Regions from separate parts of the Homo sapiens genome. Here region 1 is linked to region 2. The links are chromatin loops, found by intact Hi-C in ENCODE. Cell type or tissue: B cell. All regions are shown on one strand. Links, peaks and the distances in the headings refer to the core of each region. The heading gives the core; the rest is flanking DNA.

Region 1 (5,380 bases), core at 276-5,275, 54 kb before region 2:
AGCAATTCTTCTGCCTCAGCCTCCCGAGTAACTGGGACTGTAGGCACGCACCACCACGCCCAGCTAATTTTTGTATTTTTAGTAGAGACGGGGTTTCACCATATTGGCCAGGCTGGTCTCAAACTCCTGACCTGGTGATCTGCCCGCCTCGGCCTCCCAAAGTGCTGGGATTACAGGTGTGAGCCACCGTGCCCGGCTGGGTTTTTTTTTTTGTTTTTTTTTTTTAATTTTTGCGGGTATATTGTAGGTGTATATATTTAGTGTTGCAAGAGTTTAAAACGCTGACCAGGTAATTACGGTTGGTGGACTATATCCCATAAAAATAATCTAAAATGTCACCACAAGGAAGTTTTTACAAAAGATGCTCCACAGCACCTGTATATAGAGCCCATTCAGATTATGGTACGGTAAGGAAGAGTAACAGAATGAAATATGAAAGGATGGACAGAGGGAAACTATCTGATGAAACCATTTGGTGAAGTCATGTTAAGTGACAAAATCAGCACCAAAAAATATGTCAGGTGAACTTATAAGCTGTGTTAAAACTGCAAAGGAATATTAGAAGCAATCAGAAGAGAATTCTAAATAGGTGTCATGTTTATTCTGTTAAGTTGATCAAGATGATTTATATAACAGTAACGACGGTGATGATGATGATGACGATGATGATGATGATGATGATGGTGATGATGACAATGATGATGTAAGGGCCACTGAACAGGATTTCCTCATCATAAACATACCAGAGGGCAGGTAGGCCCAGGCCCCTGGCTTGATGAGGAAAGAAGAAGGAATGTAAACCGGGAGAGGAGGGATTGTGACTGGGTGGGGATGGTGCGGGGGAGTGCCTACAGAGCATCCCTTATCTAGAGAGCTTTGAAACACCTCTCACCAAAGAAAGGAAATTACACAAATAAACCCACACCAATTAACCTCCAGCGTCCTGGGTACTAACTATGACTGCTGCATTTGGGCTCTCAATTTCACTAATACCTTATTTCAGCAACTTCTGAGGTGACACCAGGGCTCTTTGTGGGCTAGCCTAGGTACCCAACCACCATTTATAGCATTGTTTCTATGGAAATGTGTTTCAAGCTTCAAAAAACCGAGCTGCTGACAACCCTGGGGCACACACGTGGTCTCTAAATTAGGGAACTGAGAGGAACAGTTATTGCTGGGGCCTGGGCTCGAGAAGGCAGCTTGTTCCTTAGACACTATGGCACTTAATATTCACATGACCAGCAATGATCAGAACCAGGCTCAATGCCACTGTAGGGCGTGAAGATGAGGTTGGGGCATCTAGGAATAAACACGATATTCTAGAAAAGCACAGAGACAGTCACCAGCCCCACCTCCAAACACACACACACACAGCCATCACTTGCCATGGAACACATGAAGCTGGCCTGAGTACCCCTAATGAGCATCCAGGCGTGCCCTGAGCCCATACTCTCCATTTTCTCTCTGACCCTGGCACACCTCCAGCCACAAGGTCCTACTTCAATCTGATCACAGAAGAACAAACTCCAGTCTTTGACAGTTCTGAAATTTGGTTTTAGCAAATATACACTGGAGATAACCAGGGCCCCAGCTGGGTCTGGGCCTCCCTCCACACGCATTCTGTCGGGCAGAGCTTCAGCAGGCTCCAACCTGCGAACTCAAGGTACGCCGGGGGCTCTCCAGCTGCCACCCACCTGGGGACTCTGCACAACACCAAGGAGTCTCCCTGTCCTGCCCTGGTCACATTCCTGGGCTGGTCACAGCAACGGGATGATCATGGACCCTCCAAATAGACACTCCACGTGTTAAGAAAATAAGGCTCTCCACTCAGAAGAAAAGGCTACTACACACGAGGGGAGTGGTGGGTGAGAAGGCCATTCACCAGATGTCCAGAGATTCTGAGATGCCACAGAGATATGAGAAGGTGCTCAGAAGACAGTCAGCTGCTCAGCGCCACACCCAAACCTGCAGCTGCGCGTCCCAGCAGATCTCACGGCAAGACGTGGGGTCAGACGGCCCTGCCTGCTAGGTCAGATGTGAACTGGATGGATGTGGCTAGCATTAAAGAGCAACTAAATTCAACACTTCAATTAATATGTGCAACAATGTAAGTGAGCAAGACGCTACCTCACTAGGGCCCCACCTGGGTTAGAAAAGGCTGCAGGAGGTCAATTAGCAAAGCACACCCTCCCTGCTGCCAGTTGGAACTGCAGAAGAAAGACTCAGCTTCCTCCTGCTGTGGCAGGGGCCTGAAGTAAGAGGCAGCCCAGAGGTGAGTGGGCGGGTGGCTCAAAGCCTCACGTGCTCACTGGGCTGGTTCCATGAAAACGCAGGTGTGAAAATCGTCTGGGGCCCTGAGCCAGCTGGGGGCTGGAGGCAGAGTCCACGCTGTGAACCCGAGTTACTCAGCCAGTCTATGAAGTCAGGCCCATCTGAATCCTCCAGCCCCTGCATGCAGTGCCGGTAGCTGATAAAGACAGAGCTGTTTGGTTTTCCTGGTAGTAACAGATGGGAGTCCCTCCCCCTGGCCTCCTTCCCACCCAAATCCAAAGTCTTTGAAGTTAAGGCCTTGTCTTATAAATAAAAAAAAGATGTTATATAAATTATTAAAGCAATTTCAAACACACACACATGCTCTACCCATAACCTCTTTGCCCAAATCCAGTTATTGGCATTATGCCAATTTTTACTATGGGCAGTGTAATCAGTTTTTATGCACTTATGCAATTCTGTGTTTTACTTTTTTCATCTAAATTCATCAACATTTTCCCAAGAAACAACATTATCTTCATATTAAGATAACAGTGACACAATACTCACTGACTCTAGGTATCATGAATTATACAGCCACATGAAACACTGAGGCTGTTTACAGTTTTGGTTTTGTTTTTTTTTCTTTTCTATTTTAAGCAATGTTGCTATAAATATCTTTGGTGTGCAGGAAGGTATGAGATTAAAAAAATAATAAATAGATATCTTTGTACTTAGAGCTCTTTTCCTTTTTAGAATTAATAAATTCTTTATTCTTAAATTCTCAAGAGCAATACTAATAGATCAAAGGAAATTAACATTTTCTTACAGCTTCAAGTTCTAGTGTGTGTGTGTGTGTGTGTGTGTGTGTGTGTGTGTGTGTATTTTGTTGTTGTTGTTGTTTTCGAGACAGAGTCTCGCTCTGTCGCCCAGGCTGGAGTGCAGTGGTGCCATCTCGGCTCACTGCAACCTCCACCCCCCAGTTCAAGTGATTCTCCTGCCTCAGCCTCCCGAGTAGCTAGGGTTACAGGCGCGCACCACCACACCCAGCTAATTTTGTAATTTTAGTAGAGATGGGGTTTCTCCATGTTGGCCAGGCTGGTCTCAAACTCCTGACCTCAGATGATCCGCCCACCTCGGCCTCCCAAAGTGCTGGGATTACAGATGTAAGCCACCACGCCTGGCTTCTCATACATTTTTAATGTATATTTGTTCTTTGTGAGTTACCCGGATTATCTATTTTCCAAAGTAGTTTTCCTAGCAACACCTGTCAATCCTACCAATCAGGATCTACTCTTATAATGCACTTTTCCCAGCTCCTCAGCGTCCCTGCTATTCGGAATACGTACCCTATGACTGGTGGATGTTGGAGGTAATACAATTGATTTTCCAGGGAGAGATGACGAAGGAGGACAGAGAGGTGTGGGTAGGAAGGTAGAGGCTGGGATGAGTAAGGAGGGGAGAGCAGGCCTTGTGGAGTCAGAAACAAAGACAGATCCCACATTCTGTCCTTTCCAAAATGAGCCCACCCCTCCCTGGACATCAACCCACTCCCTCCACCACTCAGGTTTCTCCAAGCTGATCTTCCAGGGGCCCGGAACAAACACACACATTCATGGGTTCCTAAAGAGGATTCTGGAAATACCATGTGCTTCTAGGTTCTAGAAACATACTCTGCAAACAATATAAGCCCTGTGCTCACCAGTGGTCCCACAGGCCCATGTGCATGCAGGCTCAGCCCTAAGGGTGGCTCAACTTCAAGAAAGAAAAGTCTTTAAAGAAAGAGAGAGGCCAGGCGCAATGGCTCACGCCTGTAATCTCAGCACTTTGGGAGGCTGAGGCGGGTGGATCACTTGAGGTCACGAGTTCGAGACCAGCCTGGCCAATATGGTAAAACCCTGTCTCTACTGAAATACAAAAATGAGCTGGGCATGGTGGTGGGCGCCTGTAGTCCCAGCTACTTAGGAGGCTGAAGCAGGACAATCACTTGAACCTGGGAGGCAGAGGCTGCAGTGAGCTGATATCACACCACTGCACTCCAGCCTAGGTGACAGGGTGAGACTGAATCTCAAAAAAAAAAAAAAAAAGAAAAAAGAAAAGCAAGTCCAACTAATCAGCCATGGCGAGAAAGCCACTCCTCCACAGGTCTCTCTGAGTGGCACGCAGACCTGGGATAATGACAGGAAGCCTCTGAGTGACAACCCTGGGTCCCACTATGAGGCACCATAAAGACACCGCCTGCCAGGCTCCATTCACAGGAATTTTCGAACAGGAAAGGTACCCCTGTAGTCTAATCCCCTCATTTCATAGACAAACGGAGACTGCAATCCCTGCTTTGGGGCTCCCACTGCACCCTGCAATTACTGTCAGGAGGATGCATTCTTCCTCGCAGGAACAGGAAGTGCCACAGCCTGTCCTGACTGCCTCATGACCAGGTGGGACAGGACTTTCATTTTAAAGAGCCCCAGTCTCTGCTACTATGGTCTGCAGACTTGCTTTCCCCAGCTCTGTCTCTGTGTGAAGCCAAAAGACAGTGCTGAGCATGAGAAACGAAAGGATCCTCTAATGGCAGCTGGTATTAATATTTATCCTTCTTCAAGGAGGGCCAGTAGGAAGAGATGCTTCTGCCACCTCTAAACCAGCTCCTCACCACAGACATCTCCTCAGTGTCCCCTCAAAGGCTTCCTCAGGGTGAGTGGGGCCCCGATACAGGTTTTATACCCCCAAATCCCCTTCCTACTCTCACCAGGGTCTTGCTGACAGGCCCAAGCAAATAGCAGAGACACCAAGGTGGCAGCCCCACCAGCAAGCACTAAGGGAGGCTGGGGATGTCATGCAGACAGCCAGCTCACCAAGCACACAGTCCACCAGACATAGGCCAGGTCCTGGGCCTGCCCGATGCTCCCTCACAGCCCCTCAGGTGGCCCTTCTCGTTCCTGTCACAGAGCACCTACTGTGTGCCAGCCACAGATCCAAGGTGGTGGGGAGCCAGGCACTCCTGCAACTGACCCCAGCATCCTGCAGGGGGGAAGTTCAATTGCAGAAATGCCATGGTGGCAACTCAGGAAGGCAGCATGGAGCAGGTGACTCCTGGCTGGCCCTGTGGGCATCTGCCAGGAGGAAAAGGCCA
Region 2 (5,380 bases), core at 277-5,276:
TTTAAAGCAGGACCATCTCCTGTGACCTAAATCCTGAGGAAGAAAGAATACAACTGCAGAACTCTTCAGAGGGGCCCTTGCTGCTTGGCAAGCTGTCACCCCACCACAAACCTGACCACCCAGGGCCCTTTCTGCATCTGTGGCCCATTGTTCCTGGGGTTTTGATTATTCAGTTGAGCCATTGTCTGCCAAGATGTTTGGGTTTGGAAATTTTTCATTATGCCTTTGAGAAAATAATATCACACTTTCTCTCTGAATTCTGTATTCATTGATCTTTGTAAGTTGGGGGCAAAATTAGTTTTTGTTTCCTTGGGCATTGGATATGTATGGTAGTTGATCCCCTCCAAATGGTGTATTTGTTCTCGTATTTGTTGGCAAATCTTTAACTTTTTATTTATCTGAATCCCTTCCAAAACAAGAAACAATTCACTTTAAAAAAAAAAATCAGACTTCTTTTTTTTTTTTTTTTTTGAGACGGTGTCTCACTCTGTCGCCCAAACTGAAAAGCAGTGGCATGATCACAGCTCAGTGCAGCCTTGACCTCAGCCTCCTGAGTAGCTGGGACTACAGGTGCGTGCCACCATGCCTGGCTAATTTTTTTGTATTTTGTATTTGTTTTTAGAGACAGGGTTTTGCCATGTTGCTCGAACTCCTGGGCTCAAGGGATATGCCCGCCTTGGCCTCCCAAAGTGCTGGGATTACACGTGTGAGTCACTGTGCCCAGCCCAAACTATTTTTTATCTGGTTAAGTTTTCTAGGCACTCCTGGAAGAACAGGGCCAGAAAGAAAGACAGTTTAAATCTGACATGTCTTTGCATATGAAGCCATTGCTTTATTCTTTTTTGAATCAAACCTCCCCAAACAATGTAGTTAGCAAGAGCTACATTTATACATTTCTATAATGAGATAATCACTTCCCCTAAGGGAGAAGCAGCTAAAATCTGGCAATCCAAAGACTTCATTTTCTAGTCAGTCACTCCACACAATACATAGACAGCTCGATCACTTTTCCAAGGGAGATTTTTGAAGCTGATGTGCATCTATTTTCTGTTATCTAATAAATTGAAATCACATTCATTATTCAAAGAGTCGTGACTGTGTGGCCGGGCGCGGTGGCTCATGCCTGCAGTCGCAGCACTTTGGGAGGCCAAGGCAGGCAGACCACTTGAGGTCAGGAGTTTGAGACCAGCCTGGCCAACATGGTGAAACCTCATCTCTACTAAAAATACAAAAATTATCTGGGTGTGGTGGCTGGCGCCTGTAGTCCCAGATACTAGGGAGGCTGAGGCACGAGACTTGCTTGAACCTGGGGGCGGATGTTGCAGTGAGCCAAGATCGTGCCACTGCACTCCAGCCTGGGCAACAGAGAGTGAGACTCTGTCTCAAAAAAAAAAAAAAAAAAAAAAAAAAGCCACTGTGTGAGGGAACCTACAAAAGACCACAAAGCACTTGGCTGTCAAAACTCCACAGCCATTCAGAAGTGTGGATCCAGGGAAGCACTTGGTCCCTTCACTGTTGATTTGTTCACAGAAATGCCAGGCCCTCTGGTCAGAATAGCATTACCAGATCTAAAGCCCAAACAGTGGCATGGGTCTTGGCCTTGGCCCATCTCAGTGAGTGTTAGGATGCTTTAATGGAAATAACTAGGTTAATAACATGTATGTAAATTTTATTTACCATTGAGCCCTTAAAAGATACCAGTGAGGTGTTATTGATCCAGTTGAAATGAAGCAGCTATAAAATGATATGTATAGTATGAATAAATCTTTTAGTAAAGTGTTTGTGTACAAAAAGAAATACATTAAAATGTTTTATCCAGGTAATAAAAATGTGTTTTTCTCATTTTATACTTTTCCAAAAAAGTTTTTATAGTAAGTATATTTTTACTTTTATAATCATAAAGAAAGAAAGTAGGGTAATTCTATTTTGAAAAAAAAATTAGGTCGTTACTTTTAACTCAATTGCATGTTCAGAATTTTGAAAATATGCAGCCAAGAGCACATATTTGAATCGCTGCTCTGCAGAAAAACTTAATAATCAGCCTTAATGGCTATGAAGCAGGCGGGGCCCAGCCCTAAATTCCAGGTCACAGGGCAGTTTGCCAGGGCAGCCGGCTAACATAGGTGCTTCTGCCCCCCCATGGGCAGCTCTGGAAAGTGCAGGCTCTGGCCTGAGCGTTTCTCCAGGGATAGGACCCTGGAGAGATGAGTGTTTCAGAACCCAGAGACATTTGGAAAAACTGGCCTCACTGCTCAAAACTGTTCTGGAAGATCTTAAAATGGAGCAACTAATCATGTAGCAATCCTTTCATACTCCCTACACTCGTATTCAACATATATAGTTATTTTAATTTGCACACTTCGTTCTAGACACTGATGTATGTGTAGAATGTACAGATCAAATTATAAATTTCTTTTTGTGTCTCCCTGCCATTAAAAAAAACACAAAACTGTGGATACATAGTAGGTATTTCCCTGCCATTTTTATAGTACAAATTATATTGTATTGTACTAATTATATTGTATTGTACTAATTGTATTGTACTTTTATTCTTTTTAATTTTATTTTATTTGAGAGAGAGATTCACTCTGTCACCCAGGCTGGAGCACAGTGGCACGATGACAGCTCACTGCAGCTTCGACCTCCTGGGCTCAAGTGATTCTCCTGCCTGTGCCTCCCGAGTAGCTGGAACCATAGGCATGTGCCACCATGCCCAGCTAATTTTTGTATTTTTAAAATCTCCCTATGTTGCCCAGACTTTTGTTATTCTTTTATTTTTATTTTATTTTATTTTAGATGGAATCTTGCTCTGTCACCTAGGCTGGAATGCAGTAGCGTGATCTCAGCTCACTGCAACCTCTGCCCTCCCCACCCCGGGTTCGAGCAATTGTCCTGTCTCAGCTTCCTGGGTAGCTGGGATTACAGGCGTGCACACCATGCTCAGCTAAGTTTTGTATTTTTAGTAGAGACAGGGTTTTGCCATGTTGGTCAGGCTGGTCTTGAACCCCTGACCTCAGGTGATCTACCTGTCTTGGGCTCCCAAAGTGCTGGGATTATAGGCGTGAGCCACTGTGCCTGGTCACTTTTTTTATTCTTTGACTTGCTTCTTCCTCTATAGATATACCCTGGCAGGGTCAGGACCAGAGTGAGGCAAGCAGAACCCTCTGTGACCCTGAGAATGGCCTCCTAGCACTCTGTGCCCCTTCTCGGTACATGCAGGTCCACCTCATTCTTGTTACTCCTGCATAGTATTTTATGGTAGAAATGGAACACCACTAACCATTTCATTTTCAATTTCTAGTTGTTACTAAAATGCTGTGTTGACACCCTAATAGATGTCTTTTTTTTTTGAGATGGAGTCTCGCTCTGTCGTCCAGGCTGGAGTGTAGTGGCATGATCTCAGCTCACTGCAACCTCCACCTCCCGGGTTCAAGCAATTCTCCTGCCCCAGCCTCCTGAGTAGCTGGGATTACAGGCGCACGCCACACACCTGGCTAATTTTTTATATTTTTGGTAGAGACAGAGTTTCACCATGTTGACCAGGCTGATCTCAAATTCCTGAGCTCAAGTGATCCTCCCGCCTTGGCCTCCTAAAGTGCTGGGATTACAGGCGTGAGCCACTGCACCCAGCCAGATGTCTTTTTATGCATGTAGTAGTTATAATTTTTACTTTAGCATGTATACATTTTATTTTACTTTTTTTAAATGGAGAGTGGGTCTTGCTCCCTCACCAGGCTGGAGTGCAGTGGTGCAATCATGGCTCACTGCAGCCTTGACTTCCCCAGCTCAAGCAATCCTCCCACCTCAGCCTCCGAATAGGTGGGACTACAGGTTTACACCACGACACCTGGCTAATTTTTTAATTTTTTTTACTGAAGATTAGGTCTCAATAAATCGCCCAGGCTGGTCTTGAACTCCTGAGCTCAAGCGATCCTCTCGCCTCAGCCTCCCAAAGTGCTGGGATTACTGGCGTGAGCAGCTGCGCCCAGCTGTATTTAGCATTTTATACCTTGTTTGAGGCCTTCCGTACTTGGAGGTTATAATACTATCTCCCTGTACTTTTTTTCTTTCATTTTGGACCTCAGTCGAGTTAATCTGCTCCTCAGCTCCTCAGCTCACATTCCTCATGGTCAGCATTGGTCTGTGTGAGACATATCTTTGTCTGTTTATTCCCTTTTATCCCATTTCCCATTCCCATCCCCCCAATACACCATACACAACACAGTAATGCATTTGATAGGTTTTATAGCATTTGCATGTTTCCTTATAAAATATGTGGCCGGGCGTGGTGGCTCTCGGGCCAGGCACGGTGGCCGTTGTAATCCCAGCACTTTGGGAGGTAAAGGAGGCCAGATCATGAGGTCAAGAGATCGAGATGATCCTGGCCAACAGGGTGAAACCCCATCTCTACTAAAAATACAAAACTTAGCTGGGTGTGGTGGCGCGTGCCTGTAGTCCCAGCTACTCGGGAGGCTGAGGCGGGAGAATCACTTGAATCCAGGAGGTGAAGGTTGCAGTGAGCCAAGATCATGCCACTGCACTCCAGCCTGGGCGAGAGAGCGAGACTCCATCTCAAAAATATATACATATACATATACATATACATATACATATACATATACATATACATATACATGCATATATATGCATATACATATACATATACATGCATATATATGCATATAAATAAATAAATAAAATTTTTTTTATATATATGTATTTAGGTAAATGATATTGTGCCACAGGCCTTATTCTGACTGTCTTCTCTCAGCACTGTTTTACAGCCCTTCCACATAGCCATGGTACCCTCAGTTTCTTGATTCTAACTGCTACCCTCATCCCTTCCCCCAGCATCGAGCCCCTGGAGCTTTCAACTCCCCTTACCACAAACAACCCTGTAATGAACAACCTCATATATGGTCCTTTGTGAGAATTTCTGAGGACTATTTTCCCAGGATTGCTTACATTTTCTTCTAATACTCCTGCAGTTTGTTTTTTCTTCTATTCATATGCCTGCCCACGTTTGGTTTATCTGAGCACATCTAGCTTATACAATGATTTTGACTCTATTCTTTTTTTTTTTCCCTCTTTCTCTAGTCACACCTGCTGGAACAGGATCTATTAGTTCTTGAAATTTTCCATTGGCAAAATCACTCCTAATTTCCACTTAGACCATGTTTCTTCAACATTCTATTATATTTATTTTTAGTTTATTATTAATTATTTTTTTGAGACAGTGTCTTGCTCTGTCTTCCAGGCTGGAGTGCAGAGGCATGATGGTGGCTTACTGCAGTCTCACCCTCCTAGGCTCAAGCGATCCTCCCACCTCAGCCTCCCAAGTAGCTGGGACTACAGGCCTGCACCACCACACCTGGCTAAT

The links. A loop is a pair of places that touch in the nucleus more often than their neighbours do. Peaks named below come from ENCODE experiments on the same cell type or tissue, not always from the same donor. Only the 100,000 strongest peaks of a DNase experiment are listed, where the experiment ranks them.
Region 1: it touches region 2 in a loop (10-fold over the local background); 39 of 110 quality-filtered maps call a loop at or near these places.

What each region holds. Positions count from the first base shown.
Region 1 is chr14:73,769,702-73,775,081 of GRCh38, forward strand. It overlaps a transcript of MIDEAS not described here. Among named protein-coding and RNA genes, the nearest start is that of MIDEAS, 12 kb to the left of the region's middle. RefSeq lists enhancers at 1,809-1,878, 1,999-2,058, 5,205-5,380. In B cell, for the core only: no CTCF peak of the experiment used is centred there; DNase peaks (open chromatin) are centred at 1,120 and 2,290; H3K4me3 peaks cover 2,290 bases; H3K27ac peaks cover 5,000 bases.
Region 2 is chr14:73,823,626-73,829,005 of GRCh38, forward strand. All of the region lies in intron 1 of LINC02274 (long intergenic non-protein coding RNA 2274), which reads right to left. Among named protein-coding and RNA genes, the nearest start is that of LINC02274, 3.8 kb to the right of the region's middle. In B cell, for the core only: CTCF peaks have their summits at 2,154 and 2,354; a DNase peak (open chromatin) is centred at 2,116.